2 separate regions of the Homo sapiens genome follow, and region 2 is linked to region 1. A link is an interaction called in ENCODE POLR2A ChIA-PET data of the cell type or tissue named here. Cell type or tissue: Panc1. All regions are shown on one strand. Each heading gives the region's core, and the rest is flanking DNA. Links, peaks and the distances in the headings are about the cores only.

Region 1 (7,947 bases), core at 1,390-6,389:
TTAAGATTATTAAGGATATTTGCAACACTTTAAAGTGGATTCGATTATTTCTGAATGGCAATAAAATAATAGAAGCTCAAATGTGACGCATCCAAGAAAACAGAGCTAAAAAATGAATACACTGGTGGCTCACTCATGCCTGTAATCCCAGCACTTTGGAGGGTGGAGGCAGGCAGATTGCCTGAGGTCAGGAGTTCGAGATCAGCCTGACCAACATAGTGAAACCCCATGTCTACTAAAAATACAAAAATTAGCTGGGCATGGTGGCAGACACCTGTAATCCCAGCTACTTGGGAGGCTGAGACAGGAGAATCGCTTGAACCCAGGAGGCAGAGGCTGCAGTCAGCAAAGACTGGGCCATTGCACTCCAGCCTGGGCAACAAAAGCAAAACTGTCTCAAAAAAAAAAAAGAAAGAAAAAAAATGAATACACTGAAACTCTGGTCTTGTGACTCAGCAACCCAATAGTCTTCTTACTTGACCATATTAAAATCTCACACCCATTCTTGCTGTGCTTCTTATATGTTACACTCGTTAATTATAATTACTTGGCAGTTCATCATTTTCATTTCATCTCTCAACAGTCCCCTCTTCAAACTCTTCACTGCATTTGCTCACAATTACCTTAAAATCTTCTGCTTTCTCACATGCCTGGGTCTTTGCACATCTTACTTCCTTTGCCTTTGGTGCGCTATCAAATTGTACCTTCTCTCTAGTCCTTTTAGTTTGCTCATTCTGCTTCATTCTTCAGGTCTGAGCTTAGATGACTCTTGATCCAGGACACCAGAGTCTGCAGGTTAGGTGTTTCATGGTATCCTTCACTGCATTTACTTTCAGGGTACTTATTGATATTATTTACTAAATTGTAAGTCCCTTGAGAGCAAGCATTTTGCATTGTTTACTCTCTTATTTCTAGTATCCAGATCAGCGTAGCTGTTAGCTGTTGCCTTAACGAGGCTGCAAAACAAAATATCATGAAACAGTGGCTTAAGGCAGCAATCATTTATTCTTGCTTATGCATTTGCAGATTTCCTGGGGTTTGGCTAGTCTGGATTTGGCTGCAAGATGTAGATTGAATTCACCTCTGCTCCACATGTCTCTCCTCTTCCCAGGACCTGTGAACTAGTTGGGTCATGCTTTAATCATAGAGCATGCATAGAGCATGCAGAAGGACAATAGAATATGCAAGCACATTTAAAGCTGCTAATTCACTTACATCATGTTGCTAGTATCCTTTTGAGATAGTCATATGGCCAATCCCAAAGTCGATGAGTAGGAAAGGGCACTCTGCCTTTAGTGAAAGGAACTTCAAAGACACATAGCAAAGAGAGTGGACACAAGGAGGGGTAATAACTTAAGACCAATATATATCACACCCAGTGCATGCCATACACAGGAGAGCTTCTAGATGCCAAATGTTGCTTTGTTGTTGCCTTGTCTTTCCTTTCTTGGGCTCCTTCATCAGTCACAGAGCTCTTTTCTTATGCTGCCTCTTCTCCAAACTTCACCTGCCCTAGGCTTTTACTCATAACCAGAATCTATTTCCCAACCGATTATATCTTTCTGTTCAGCTTTATGCATCATAACGGATGACTTTAGGCCACCAAAATGTCTCAATATCCAGGATAATGGATTGTTAATAGACTTACATAGGTGAGAATGATGATTTGGATAATCCAATAGCCTTACCTAAAACTCCTTAAATTCCTCATTAGTCTTCAGTGATATACTTTATGGATAGTAGGGCTGAGCCTCCAACATCTCCTGACCAGTGTGTCTTACGGCTACTGTTATCACTAATTATAAATGTGTCTTGCTTACTCCTTAATAGTAAAAAACCGAATTATTTTTCATCCTTCTATAAATCCCTTTTAATTTAAATTGATAAAAAGAAACTAGAGGGAAAAGGAATGAGTAATAAATATATTTTTTAAAATGCAATCTATATTTAGTCTCTGTCCCAAATACATTTTATTCAGGTAAAAAAAATCTTTTAAAGTTCTTTAGGAGCCAGTATATATAGTTTTATGACATTAATAAAAACTTATAGTGTATTCTATATGAATAGCGGGTGTTTTTAGAATTAGAAATAAGTTTAATTATGGAATTTTGGTGAGCATTTTAGAGATAAAGATAGTGGAAATAATTGTACCCTATATTCATCTTTATTCAGAGATATTTTTGTTAGCAAAGCTTTTTATATTATTGGAAAAAGTCATAAGTATGTATACTGTTTCCTTAGAAAAACTATATTTTAAATTGTGTAGCTATAAAGTTTTATTTGTGTCTGTTTAATAGTTAATAGAAAAGAAAATCAATAGTGATTTGATTTAAAACATTATCTTGTGAGAAATGTGTGAATGTATTATAAACGTAGGCCTGGTTATTTATTTTTAGTTTTCATTATTAATTATTATGGATACATAATAGTTGTACCTATTTGTGCTGTACATGTGATATTTTGATACAAGCATATAATGTATAATAATCAAATCAGGGTAATGGGATATTTATCACCTCAAGCATTTATTATTTCTTTGTATTACGAACACTCTAATTCTACACTTTCATTTTGATTATTTCATTTGTAGGGTCTGTGGTGATTTTAAAACATGGTCGTAGTTCCTGGTTTTCTTTCCGTCAAGATCAGTTGAGATATTTGCCACTTAAGAAAGGATAACTGTTTTTTTTCTGTTTCATATGTGCTTTTATTTTGATTGTGAACCCTTAAGTCTTTCATGCTATGAGGAAGTATACTCAATCTTGATAAATAGCTTCTTTTAAAGATGAAAGCCAATTCACCTTGTTTTGTGGATTCCAGTTAACTTGTAACCTTAAGGTTCTAATTATGTTTCAATTTATCATATCTAGACCACCATTTCTAGCATATCAGTAGACACTAGTTCACTTGTGAATATCTACATAGAAGGCTATGGCTTCCTTGCTGGTATTTTGCTTTTTTGGTATTGAGAACTTAAAGTTTAGGCTTCTGGCACTTACCTATATGTTTGTTTTGAGTCTACAGAAGCTTAATTAAATTATTCACATTACATCTTTGACTTTCTTCCATCATAATGTTTATTAAAAATGTGATTTGAGTTATAAGCTTCTAGTTCCCAGGTGGTTGAGCTCAGACAATAATGGCAGAACCTTGAAGAAAAGCAAACAATACAACCTTTCCTAAAGGGGAGCTTTTCTACCTCTACAGAATCATTTGCTAAAGAACTCTCCTGACTTCTTCATCTCAAAGCAAAGATGTTAGCTAATCTTAGACAAATTCTCTTACAGCATAGCACTCTCTGACTCAATGGATATGACTCAGCATGCTTGACAGCCAGATCTAACCTTGAAACATCAAATGCAATTTCCTGGAAACTGTTGTCAAATCTGTTTACAAAGCCAAGCAGAAAAGGTTTCATCAGGAACTCATTGTGCACCTGTCTTGAGTATCTATGGAAGCTCTTTTGTCTGTGGGGAGGCTATAGAAATTACAGAGAAGAAGGTGAGATGTAAAATGTTTACCTGTGGCAATGAACTGAAGACAGAGAGAGAGAGAGAATGAGTTTTATTTCCTTTCTCACTCCTTCACTCTCAACACACATGCACATATACAAAATCACAACACACACACACACACACACACAGGGGAAAAAGGGTAGGGAGGGGAGGAAATACAGAAAATTGCCATTTCAATGGAGACCTGATTAGGTGTCATATTAAAGTCTGTGGAGAAGAGATCATAAGAACTAGAAGAACAAGTTTTTCTCTCCATTGCTGAGGTGGAGCAAAGGGTGTGAAAATGAGAGGAGTGTCAGAGAGATTTGGAGAAAGGTGTATGAAAGGTATGCTATACCCCTCCAGTCCATCCTCCTCATTATGGTAGTCAAGTTAGTGGTATTTGACTCATCTTACCATGCAATTGGATGCTCCTATGGGACCTACCCTTGAAGTTTTTGGGTGAGTCTTTAATTAGGGAACACTTCATGTCCCATTTAGGAGTGACAGTCATTTCTAAATTTCTCATATAGGTCAAGGTCATGCCAGAAAATTAATTCAAATCAAATCATGAGCCAGATCAACAGTTTCTCTAGAAATTGCTCAGTAATGGAAGGGTATCCTTTCAACAGTTTGTCAGATGGGTGGTGTTAACTAGTTATCCAGAGATGATCAAGTGGTCCACAAATTGGTACTTTACCCTTCCACGGGGCTTCAACTACAACTGTCAACAGCTGGTCACTCTGAACACCTGGACAGAAAGGAGGCCGAACTGAGAGAATATGCATAGTTCCCCCTTTTCAACTCCCCTCTACCTTCTGCAATCCCTGCCTCTGCCAGCTCACTATATCAGAGTCCTTCATCCCCCTACCAGGAGTTAGGCATTTGTGACTCCTGTGAAATTAAAAGTAAGACCAAGAGGAAGGGAAAGAGTAAATAAATCAGAAAGAAGAAAGATTGAAAAGACGTATTAAATAATAACCTTAGTGTTAGACTGAAAGATATCATCCCCCAAATTTAGGTTTTCAAAAATCAAGCAGAAAAGGAGGCTCCTAATTGAGTTGTGATAGTTCAAAGTTTTGTACGCACATTTGATTGTGATTGATTGGACAATCAGTTACATCTGTTATGTGTGTTACTTCTGGCAGTGAGGCATCAGCTTTCTTTGGTAAGTTTGCTCCCACCTATGAAAAACACTAATGCATCAACATCTTTGGCCTAATTTCCTGGCCAAAAATTTTATTTTTGTTTAACTACATTCAATTTCTTTAAACTTAAGAGGAAAAAGGAAAGTCTTTTGGTTGGTCCTGATTTTATTACATTTATTATACTAGTCAGGGTAAATATATTTTATGCTCTAATAACAAATAAACTAAAATTTCAGTGACTTGCTTAATGCAACAAAAGATTCTCTTACTCAGACAGTGGAATGTAGAGCAGCCTTCTTTCATCTTGTAGCAAGACTTTCTAGAACTTTGTTACTTAACAGAGTAGCCACTAGTCCCGTGTGACTACTGAACACTTGAAATATGTGGAGTCTGAATCCAAATGTGCCATATGTGTAAAATACACATGGGATGTATTAGACATAGTAAGATAAAAAGAATATCAAGTATCTCAATAATTATTTTTATATTGATTGCATGTTGAAAGAATAATATCTTGGATATATTAGATTAAATATTATTGATTATTTAGTCTATTAATTTTAATGAGGCTGTTAGAAAATTTAAAATTACATATGTGGCTTGCATCATATTTCTATTGCACAGCAGCTTTAATCTAGGAACACATGGCTACTAAGAGACGGAGGGGTGCAACACTTCTTATCTTAGCTACATAGGACTGTAAATAACATGTCATTGCCATTCATATTTTACTCTCCAAAACTAGTCATGTTTGGATGGAGTCACAAATCATCCAAACGTAACTTGGATGATTTGTGAGTCCCCAGTGTCTGTGCCACACCATCCTTTTTCTCTGTTTGCAGTTACTCATTACTCTCTTACATCTATCCTTTCCTGTTCTCATTTTTTTTTTGGCTCATATTTCATTCTTTGTGGAGACACGGAGGTTTCCTTCTTCCAGATAATCTTATTGTCAATGTTTGTGACTCTTCCTTCTGTGCCCAGCCTCCTGGAAAAGTAACTCAATTGATCCTTCTCTTCTGCTAGACTCCCATATGGAATCATCATAGAAACCAATGTTCAGTACATCATTTGATATACTATTATTCATCCGATTACAATACCATTTATGGCTTAAGAGGTACATGCTGAACTGTGATATTTAACTTTTCACATTTAATCCATTTAAGATCATGACACAACTGCCCAGAACATCCGGCTTTAACATTTCACGTACGATTATTAGGTTAAAAAGAGATGAATACCAGTAGAAACTGCTGCAGAATTAAAAGAATTGAAAGGATTGGTAGAACCAAGGGGTGAAGGCAATAATTCTACTAGTATCATGCTACCGATATATATTCTAGAAATTGAAGAGTTTAGAGTAAGACATTAGTAGCAGAAGAAACTAAATTTCATATCATGAGCTTTATTTGTATTCACTCTACTTCCACTTTTTAATACCTCAAAGTTGTAAATCTTGTATGTCTCATTTAACAAGAAGGCCTCTGTTTTTTGTGGGTTTTTTTAAAATAAGGAACTTGAAACTAAGAAGTGATTCAGAAAAGGAAGCAAGAAAGCCATTGGGTACCACAGGAGGTCAGATTGTAGGTTGAATTGGCCTATTAAAAATGCTAGGAGCTATGGTACCTGCTCTAATACAGCTTCTAGGTTTTCTTTTTCAACTTCCTGCCTCACTGTTCTACTGCATAAGCTCCTATTACAGAGCCACAGGCCTTATTGACTCATTACTGGGGTCAGTCAGGTGTGGAATGGGTTAGGAATTGCTATAATATCTCATTACCTTGCTGTTCTGCTTCATTATCTGACCAGCCTCGGGCAGGGTGCTGGGTATAACGCCATTCTGCAGTGCAGGAAGAGACAGCTTAATTTTAACAATCTTAACAACCCATAAAGAGAATATTCTAGAAATTAAGGCACATAAACAAACAAGGATATCTCATCTGCTACACACTTACTTCCAAAGCTAAAATGCGGTTACAGTTTTCAAGTTAAATTGCCAAGAGTGTGGGAAGGGGATTCACTGTCACAGTGAGCATTTTGAAGTATAGTTGTTGGTTGAGATCAACCTGCAGATTTCTTTCACCTGTAGGCTCAGGAGAAGTTTTTTCTTGGTCGAAGTTGGCAGGGACCTAGCACCAGGGGACTGAACCATGCCACATTGCTGGGTCCATTGTCCTCTTATTCGCAATTCAATTTCTGGCATCTAGTTTAGTATTCCCTCATGGTAATTATACTCCCAACTCTATCTGCTGTCAATGCAGTCTCAAAATGCATTGGAAGCCCAGGGCACTAAAATCTAAGGGAAAGTTGCTTGCAATCCCATTTGGAATAGGGGGATATCAACTGATGTTATATCATGAGCTTTATTTTTATCCACTTTTACTTTCTTCTATGTCAATTGAAATTAGGTTTTTTACATTAAAAATAATATGACTACTATGACAAAAACTAACAGCTGATTTTATACATATTGGAGTTTATGGTAATTAAACTTTTAGATTTATTTTAGCACTATTTCACTTGTAATTTATTAACTGTTTAGGAGCTTATTTGTTTCATGACTGTCTCCTCCCAGACATGGTACAGTCTTTGAGGGTAAAGACCTAGTCTCTCTTAACATCGTAGATTCTTCCTAGATGATGGTTGTAAGAATGGACAATCCTCCATGGTGATTTGATATCAGTGCACATTTTAGCTTCTTTCCTCATCTTTCTGCTACTGCTGTTAGGTGCAATTTGAATCTACTATTACTATTTTTACTTTTCTATAAGTGGGGCATTAATGTGCCTGGGTGCATTGTTGTGACCAGGGGTGGATTCCATCAGGAAGTGGCACACTCATGTCCCAGAGGCCTCTTTGGACACTTAAATAATTATGACATCAGAGGGAGCCATTGGGTAGATCACTAGACTGGAAGCCAAAGGCCTCTTATGTTGCTACACTATCTTACAATGTCATATAAGTTCTCTGAACCTCTGTTTCTCGTTGAAAGGAAAAGAGATGAAATGCCTTTTGTACTTGTGTTCTTTTTGAAGCTAGAATGTGAAAACAACCATGGTTATACTTTGCATATAAATACAAATTCAGTTCATGCTGAATCTGATATCCATAAAAATAAATGGTTGTCAGATACAGTTCAGATATATCAGATAACAAGTGTTGTTCTTCAGGCCTGACCCCTACTGCAAGTTTTTGAGTCTTCCAACTGGGCCACCTATTCCTTTGCTCACTCATACACATCTCAAGCGCACTTTCGTATTTCTGAACTTAGACTATGGTAGCAACTTGTAACATTGAAAACA
Region 2 (7,947 bases), core at 1,389-6,388, 410 kb before region 1:
TAGGCATTATAGGTGAAATTCTTTACTAAAGTATAAAGACCCTCAACAATCTATCTGGAAGGTTAGCCCTTACGATTTTAATTTTTACACACAAAATAAGGCATTATTCAATCATGATGGACAGAGAGATAAATACAGCTAGAAATTTCATGAATTAAGTCTTCTGAAGTTGACCATAAAATTCTTTAGCATAATGTTAGGTGATTTAGAGATTTAAAAAATTAGATGAATCTGACCCTTAAACTCATGAGCTTACAGTTATGTCTCAAGACAGGTAAGTATAGGTCAGAGAAGCGTGTCCAATAGAAAGATAATGCAAGCCACAAACAGCCACATATCTGATTTTAAATTTTGTAGAGGCCACATTAAAAATAGTGAAAAGGAACAGGTGAAATTGTTTTTAATAATATATTCTTTTTAACCCCTAATTATCATTTCAACATAGAATCAATATAAAAAGTATTAAGATGGAACCGGGCGCGGTGGCTCATGCCTGTAATCCTAGCACTTTGGGAGGCAGAGGTGGGCGGATCACGAGGTCAGGAGATCGAGACCATCCGGGCTAACATGGTAAAACCCCATCTCTACTAAAAATACAAAAAATTAGCTGGGCGCGGTGGTGGGCGCCTGTAGTCCCAGCTACTCGGGAGGCTGAGGCAGAAGAATGGCATGAACCCGGGAGGCGGAGCTTTCAGTGAGCCAAGATCGCGCCACTGCACTCCAGCCTGGGCAACAGAGTGAGACTCCGTCTCAAAAACAAAGCAAAACAAAACAAAACAAAAAAGTATTAAGATGTTTACTTTTTTCTTCTTTCTTTTAAGACAGGGTCTCGCTTACCCAGTCTGGAGTGCAGTGGTGTGATCTTGAATCATTGCAACCTCCATGTCCCAGGTTCAGGTGATCCTCTCCACTTAGCCTCCCAAATAGCTGGGACTAAAGGCATGTGCCACTATGTCCCGCTCATTTTTCTATTTTTAGTAGAAGCAGAGTTTTGCCATATTGCCCAGGCTGGTCTCAAACTCCTGGGCTCAAGTGATCTGCCTGCCTAAGCCTCCTAAAGTGCTGGAATTACAGGTATGAGCCACCATGCCAAGTCTACATTCTATTTTATACTATATTTTCAAAATCTGATGTACATTTTACAGTGTCAATTCAGACTAGCTGTATTTCAAGTGTTCAATAGCCACATGGGCCTAGAGGCTATCATATTGGACAGTGCAGGCTTAGACTAATAAGACAAGAGTTTAGGGGGAATTGGGAATTGAGATCTTTTTTTTTTTTTTTTTTTTTTTTTTTTTGAGACGGAGTCTCACTCTGTCGCCCAGGCTGGAGTGCAGTGGCACGATCTCAGCTCACTGCAAGCTCCACCTCCCAGGTTCACGCCATTCTCCTGCCTCAGCCTCCTGAGTAGCTGGGACACAGGTGTCCACCACCACACCCAGCTAATTTTTTTGTATTCTTAGTAGAGACAGGGTTTCACCGTGTTAGCCAGGATGGTCTTGATCTCCTGACCTTGTGATCTGCCCGCCTCAGCCTGAATTGAGATCTTAATTGGTCCTTAAAAGGATAAAATTTAGACGAAGGAAAGAGAAGATTCCAGTTAGAGGAAACAATTTGAGCAAGGATTTGGAGGCTAAAATGAGCAGGCACTATAAGTTAGAGATAATAGATAACTGACTGAAGGGATAATCAGAGACAGGGTCACTTAACAAAGGTGGTGCCAAGTGGTGGGAGGCACAAAAAAAACAGGGAGAGGAATTTGGTCTTGCAGCGACAGTCAATAGGATCCACTATAGGTTCCTAAGGAGAAAGCGACATGACAAAAGATGGCATTTGCATAAAATGCCTTATGTGGAATGGTGAGTTAATAAATAAATGATGTATTAGGAAAATTAGTCAGGAATTATTAGTGGTATTTATGCAAAGAAGAAAAGTCTAGAAGTATAAAACTCAATTAGGTAGGTTCAGCTGCAATTTAGTCATGAGGGCCTGGATTTAGAGGATAGTAGTGGTCATAAACAATAAAGAAAACATCTGAGCAACATAACGAAAAGAAGACAATATGACTTAGCAGGAAATCAAATCGAGAGGATTAAGTATAACATAATATGAGATGTATGTATTTCATTGTATCTAAGATGTCATCATTTAGAAGACATACCATTATTTTACGTAACATTAAGAAAAAAATACCCTGTTAATTAAACTAGGACATGTTACTTGTATCATTGAGGATTTTTTATTTTATACTAGTTGAAAGAGCTATTTTACATTTATTTAGGCACAGCTTTTTAATTATATTTCCATCCTGTGTCTATGTAAGAGGAAAGTATAAGTGAAATAAATTGGTGTAGGTATTCCTAAAACTCCTTCACATTTAAAATTTTCAACCCAGAATTGTTAATACTTGAGTTTTTCCAAAGAATAACCTCCTCTGTATCAAGAGTGTTATCTCTTAAAATACTGCTCCACTATTCCCTCTGACATATGCTTATAATCCACTGACCCTGATGATGCAAATTTAGATGCTGGAAATGACCAAATTCATGCTGCACAAGAATTACAACCATATCAAGACAGCTACCAGTAGGGAGATCATAAGGGGCCAAAGATTGTCAAGCATACTCAATTTCAAAGATGTTAAATGTGAAAAATATATACATCTTACAGCATACAAATCACAGCGTCTGTACTTAGTAATTGCTCACTAAATGGTAGATGTAATAGGACTCCAAAATTTCCAGGTTGGAGGGTAAAAAGGGTGATAATCTTCCTGAGTAATAACAGTTGGAAAGAGGATCCAATTTTGACGGAAGGCAGCAAGTTTCACTTTGCACGTGTTGAATTGAAAGTGAAAGCAGGTCATTTAATGCCATAAGTTAATGGTAGTATCGATTTCTATGTAGCTTTCAATTACTCCGGACTTCATTCCTTTCTTTTCTTGATCAAACATGACAAATTTGCACTGAATTACATTCTGCATCTTATATCATATTTTGCATCTTCCGTTTTATGTGGGTTAGTCTTGACCCCTCATTAAACTTTAGATTCCTTAAGGGGTAGGACTATCTTATAACTCCTTCCAACTCCCTCTTTCTGACCTCCGGCAGCATTATTCTACCTACATTAGAGTTACTTAACAAGCATTAGGGGATGCAATAATTGAGAACAAGGTGATATGTTATTTAATCTGGGATGTAATGATAACTAACACTTATTGAGTGTTACATGTTAGCCATTGAGATAAAGCACAACTCATTACACACTAACCACCGAGATAAAATACTAGTCGTATATGGTCTTATTTCCACACCTGCACGCTTTGGGGAGATACAGAAAATTAATTTTCATACGACTGATAAAAAACCTGAAGCTGTTAAAAGTTGCACATTCAGAAAGGAGGAGTGGCTTTGAGCCTGGTAGTGATTCTAGAACTCATGTCTTTCCCTTCACACTACACTATGTCCAAGGACTTTCTGCCTCCCTTCTTCTTATGATTATAATAAACTAACCTCTAAGTGTCTTGCATCTTGATTTGGTGATTCACAGGTCCGGCTTTGACTGTTGATAGGAGAACTTCTCTTAGCTGAAAAGACGGAAGAAGTTCCATCGTTTTGTAAGGTTTTAAGTTCTTTTTATTTCATAAGTTCATTTCATTTTCAAATAGAAAAGCTATTTTAATAGAACATTATTACTTTAAAAGAAGACATTAACGCATATTGTAAGAGATATTCAAATAACCAATTCAAAAATCTTAGCATTTTTTTGGTTATTGATGTAGATATTCATCTCTTCAGTCTGACTCAGTAAGTTAAGGTGCTAAAAAGTTGGCAATACTGAAAATAACAATAATAGTTAACACCTACTCAGCACCTAATATATGCAAAGTTCCTAAGCATTTTACATATACAGTCATGCATCACTTAAGGACAAAGATACGTTCTGAGAAATGTGTTGTTAGGCAAATTCATCATTGTGCAAACATCATAGAGTTTACTTACACAAACCTAGATGGTATGGCCACCTACACATCTAGGCTATATGACATAGCCTAGTGCTTCTAGGCTACAAACCTGTACAGTATGTTACTGTATTGAATCCTGTAGGCATTTATAACACAATGGTATTTGTGTATCTAAACATAGAAAATATCAGTAAAAATACAGTATAAAAGATAACAAATTATACACCTATATAGAGCACTTACCATGAATGGAGCTTGCAGGAATGGGTGTTGCTCTGGGTGAGTCAGTGAGTGAGTAGTGAGTGAATATGAAGGCAATGCTAAATTTATCTTTAAAAAGCTTTTATTCTTTAATAATAAATTAACTTTAGCTTACTATAACTTTACTTTATAAACTTTTTAGTTTTTTAAACTTTTTGACTCTTTTGTAATAGGCTTAGCTTAAAACAAATACATAATACAGCTGCACAAAAATATGTGATTTCTTTATAACTTTATTCTATAAGCTTTTTAATATAGTCATATATTTATAAATTTATATATTTATTTTACTTTTATTTGTATATTTTTTATATTTTATACTTTTAATATATTTTATAGTATATATTATTATATATACTAGTATGTAGTATGTATAGTATGTATTAAAAAGTATAAAAGTATATTTTATGCTTTTTATATACTTATAAACGTATGTACTTATTTTATACTTTTTTTTAAAACTTTTTTTTTTTTTGAGATGGAGTTTTGCTCTTGTTGCCCAGGCTGGAGTGCAATGGTGCGATCTCTGCTCACCGCAACCTCCACCTCCCAGGTTCAAGCGATTCTCTTGCCTCAGCCTTCCCAAGTAGCTGGGATTATAGGCATGCGCTACCAAGCCCAGCTAATTTTGTATTTTTAATAGAGATGGGGTTTCTCCGTGTGGGTCAGGCTGGTCTCTAACTCCTGACCTCAGGTGATCCGCCCACCTCGGCCTCCCAAAATGCTGGGATTACAGGCGTGAGCCACCGCGCCCGGCCAACTTTTTTGTTTTAAAACAAGTGCAGCTACTGCTTACTCATTATGTGCCAGGCATTCCTATTTTTGGTTAAAAACAAGACACAAACACACACATTAGCCTAGGCCTACCCGGCATCAAGATCATCTGTATCACTGTCTTCCACCTTCATGTCTTGTCCCAAAGGAAGGTCTTCAGGGGCAATAACACACATGGAATTGTCATCTTTTATGATAACAATGCCTTCTTCTGGAACATCTCCTAAAATACCTGCCTAAGATTGTTTTACAGTTAACTTTTTAAAAATAATAAAAATAGGTAGTAGGAGTAGAAGAAATATATTCTAAAATAACAATGAAAAGTATGGTATAGTAAATACATAAACCAGTTATATACTTGTTGGTTATTATTATAAAGTATTATGTGCGTATATAATTGTATGGGCTATACTTTTATAAAACAGGCAGCGCGGTAGGTTTGTTTAAACCAGCATCACCACAAACACATGAGTAATGCCTTGCACTATGTTACCATGGCTACGAGACCACTAGGTGACAGGAGTTTTTCAGCTCCATTATGATCTTATGGGACTACTGTTGTAAACACAGTCATTGACCAAAATGCTGTTATGTGGCGCAAAACTATAACTCATTTAACCCTTAAAATAACTCAATAATACTACCATATTATTATGCCAATTTTACAGGGTAAGAAACTAAGACACAGTGAGTTAAACTTGCCCAAGGTCACTTGACCCTTGCATGAAGGTTATAGCCCAGACTAACTTTAGAGTCTGTGCTTTAACTATTACATAAAGCTATCCTGGAGGTAAAATTCAAATCAGTTACATCTTTATCTGAGGACCAGGAACAGTGGGAAACTAAGATGGCAATGTCTCATTCAAATTGTGAGTAAACTGGTGCCGAGAAGGAAGGTGATTTATCAAGATCACCATGTGCCATTGCTTTTTCTTCTGGCCATGCTGTCTAAGCTGAGTCTGGTTTCTTAGTAGTTTTTATATATGTGTTAAATTATAGCTTATATGTTAATAAAAAAGATTGTCCATTGTCTGCACAAAACCCTTATGAATTAAGCAAATTATATATATGTGTGTGGTGTATTTTAAAAATATATAGGTATATATATATATATATATATATATATATATATATATATGCTTCTGTAGATTTTCCACATAATTTATTTCTTTTTAAATTTTATTATTAATACTAAAAATAGAGTTGGGAATAGAAGACTAGAATTTATTAAGCACTTACTATAAAGCAGGCACTTAATGCACTCTCATTTACTTCTTACTAAAAAGCCCTATAAGGTGGCATTATCACCTCAATTTTACATAAATGGAAATGCTTAGGAAAGTTAGGTTATATACATAGTAAGAGATAGATTTGGAGACTTGGAGGTAGACAGTGTGAGCCTGCTATGCACTTTTCAATCTATGATGTTGTGTTCTTTCTACAGTTGAACAGTGGGACTATTTCATTAGATAATTCCTGAAGAGAAATGCTTTGATAACAATACAACACTAAGATGATTTTGTTAAGGAGCCCCTGCTCCATTTACCATGATGATGATGATAACATAATAATAATAATAATCGCAGCTGCCACTTACTATGTGCCAGACATTCTTCTAAGCAGTTTTACATATATTAGCTCCATTCCTCATAACAATCTTGTAAGTAGTATTAATATGATATTTAAATTCCCAGTTTACAGATGAGGAAGCTGAGGCACAGGAAGTCTAAATGAATTGCCCAAAGTCCATGCTCTTGATTCAGAGTAGTTTCTCCTCATGTGAGTAAGCCCTATATCAGGACACTTAAATAACTACATGTAGATATTTGCTTCTTTTTGACTTCTTAGGGGCAAATTATCCCATCACTCTAACTACTGTGTGTGAGGGAATCTGCTAATACTGTCCTACTGAGTGTCCAAGTTACAAACCTGTAATGATGTTCCTGATGGGCTTCACCAGTGCGGTAAAGCCAGAGACTCCGGGCTGTCTGTGTTCCCACATGGGCTGCCATATAACAAGCCCACTGGCCAGACGGAAGGTGAGGTCAGATTCCTAGGGGGGAGGAGAAGATATATGTCCAATAACTGACATGTAACAGCTGCTTAAAGGGACCAATCAATGCAAGGATTAACATCACTCACAAGGTTATTTTCAGAGTGAATTTATCTGCCAAACCTTCTCTCATTAGTCAGATGAATGTTTCTAGAGTAAACCAATGACCCAAAGTTATCACTGCAATTACTATGAAAATCCCAGCTGTCTGCTTTATCCAAAATTAATGACCAATCAAAACATAGCTTTGGGCAAAGCATGGGATACACAAACTATTGTTTTGTGTTTGCAGTGATTGAAACTTGTTTATTTCAGGAGCCTTGGCAGATCTCTTCACTTTGGTTATTATTATCATTCCTCTTAATTTTTTAGTTGTCCTTATTCTCCCTCATAAGGCAAAATACTCAGATACTGGCTATTTTGACATTCTATTGTCCAGTCCATCTTTTTTCTTACATTTTATGGAATCAGGCACATATAATTTGACCCTTCATAGTGTATTATTTTGTAATGTTGTCTTCTTAACAACCTTTAATTTCTTGAGGGCAAGGATAAATCAAGCATCCTCCTTCCCTCTCAGCCCCGAGCATCATCACAATGTTTAACATAGCATTAGGAACTGGGTACACAACAGATACTCAATAAATACTTGCTGAATAGGGCTGACTTTACAACCCATGCTCACTCAGTTTATCTATGATTTAAAGTATCTTTCAAGAGCATATCCTCTGCTATCATATTGTATAAGTACAAATACATGACATTCTGAGATTATATCTTAAACACTTCAGTCTCTCAAAACAATGTAAAGATAGAAGCAGAGAATGTGATCACAGATTAACGAATACATCTGAGACCCAGGAACTCACTTAGAGCAGTGATTTGCAACCCCAGC

Evidence for each region. Peaks named below come from ENCODE experiments on the same cell type or tissue, not always from the same donor. Only the 100,000 strongest peaks of a DNase experiment are listed, where the experiment ranks them.
Region 2: POLR2A ChIA-PET joins it to region 1 with 5 read pairs; 1 of 35 experiments calls an interaction of 5 or more read pairs at or near these places.

The regions. Positions count from the first base shown.
Region 1 is chr2:209,378,814-209,386,760 of GRCh38, reverse strand. No RefSeq gene overlaps it. Among named protein-coding and RNA genes, the nearest start is that of MAP2, 41 kb to the left of the region's middle. In Panc1, for the core only: no CTCF peak of the experiment used is centred there; a DNase peak (open chromatin) is centred at 3,340; H3K27ac peaks cover 915 bases.
Region 2 is chr2:209,785,171-209,793,117 of GRCh38, reverse strand. It overlaps UNC80 (unc-80 subunit of NALCN channel complex), which reads right to left. Exons shown (of 65, transcript NM_001371986.1): 5 at 6,929-7,052; 6 at 3,513-3,586. Among named protein-coding and RNA genes, the nearest start is that of UNC80, 17 kb to the right of the region's middle. In Panc1, for the core only: no CTCF peak of the experiment used is centred there; no DNase peak of the experiment used is centred there; H3K4me3 peaks cover 957 bases.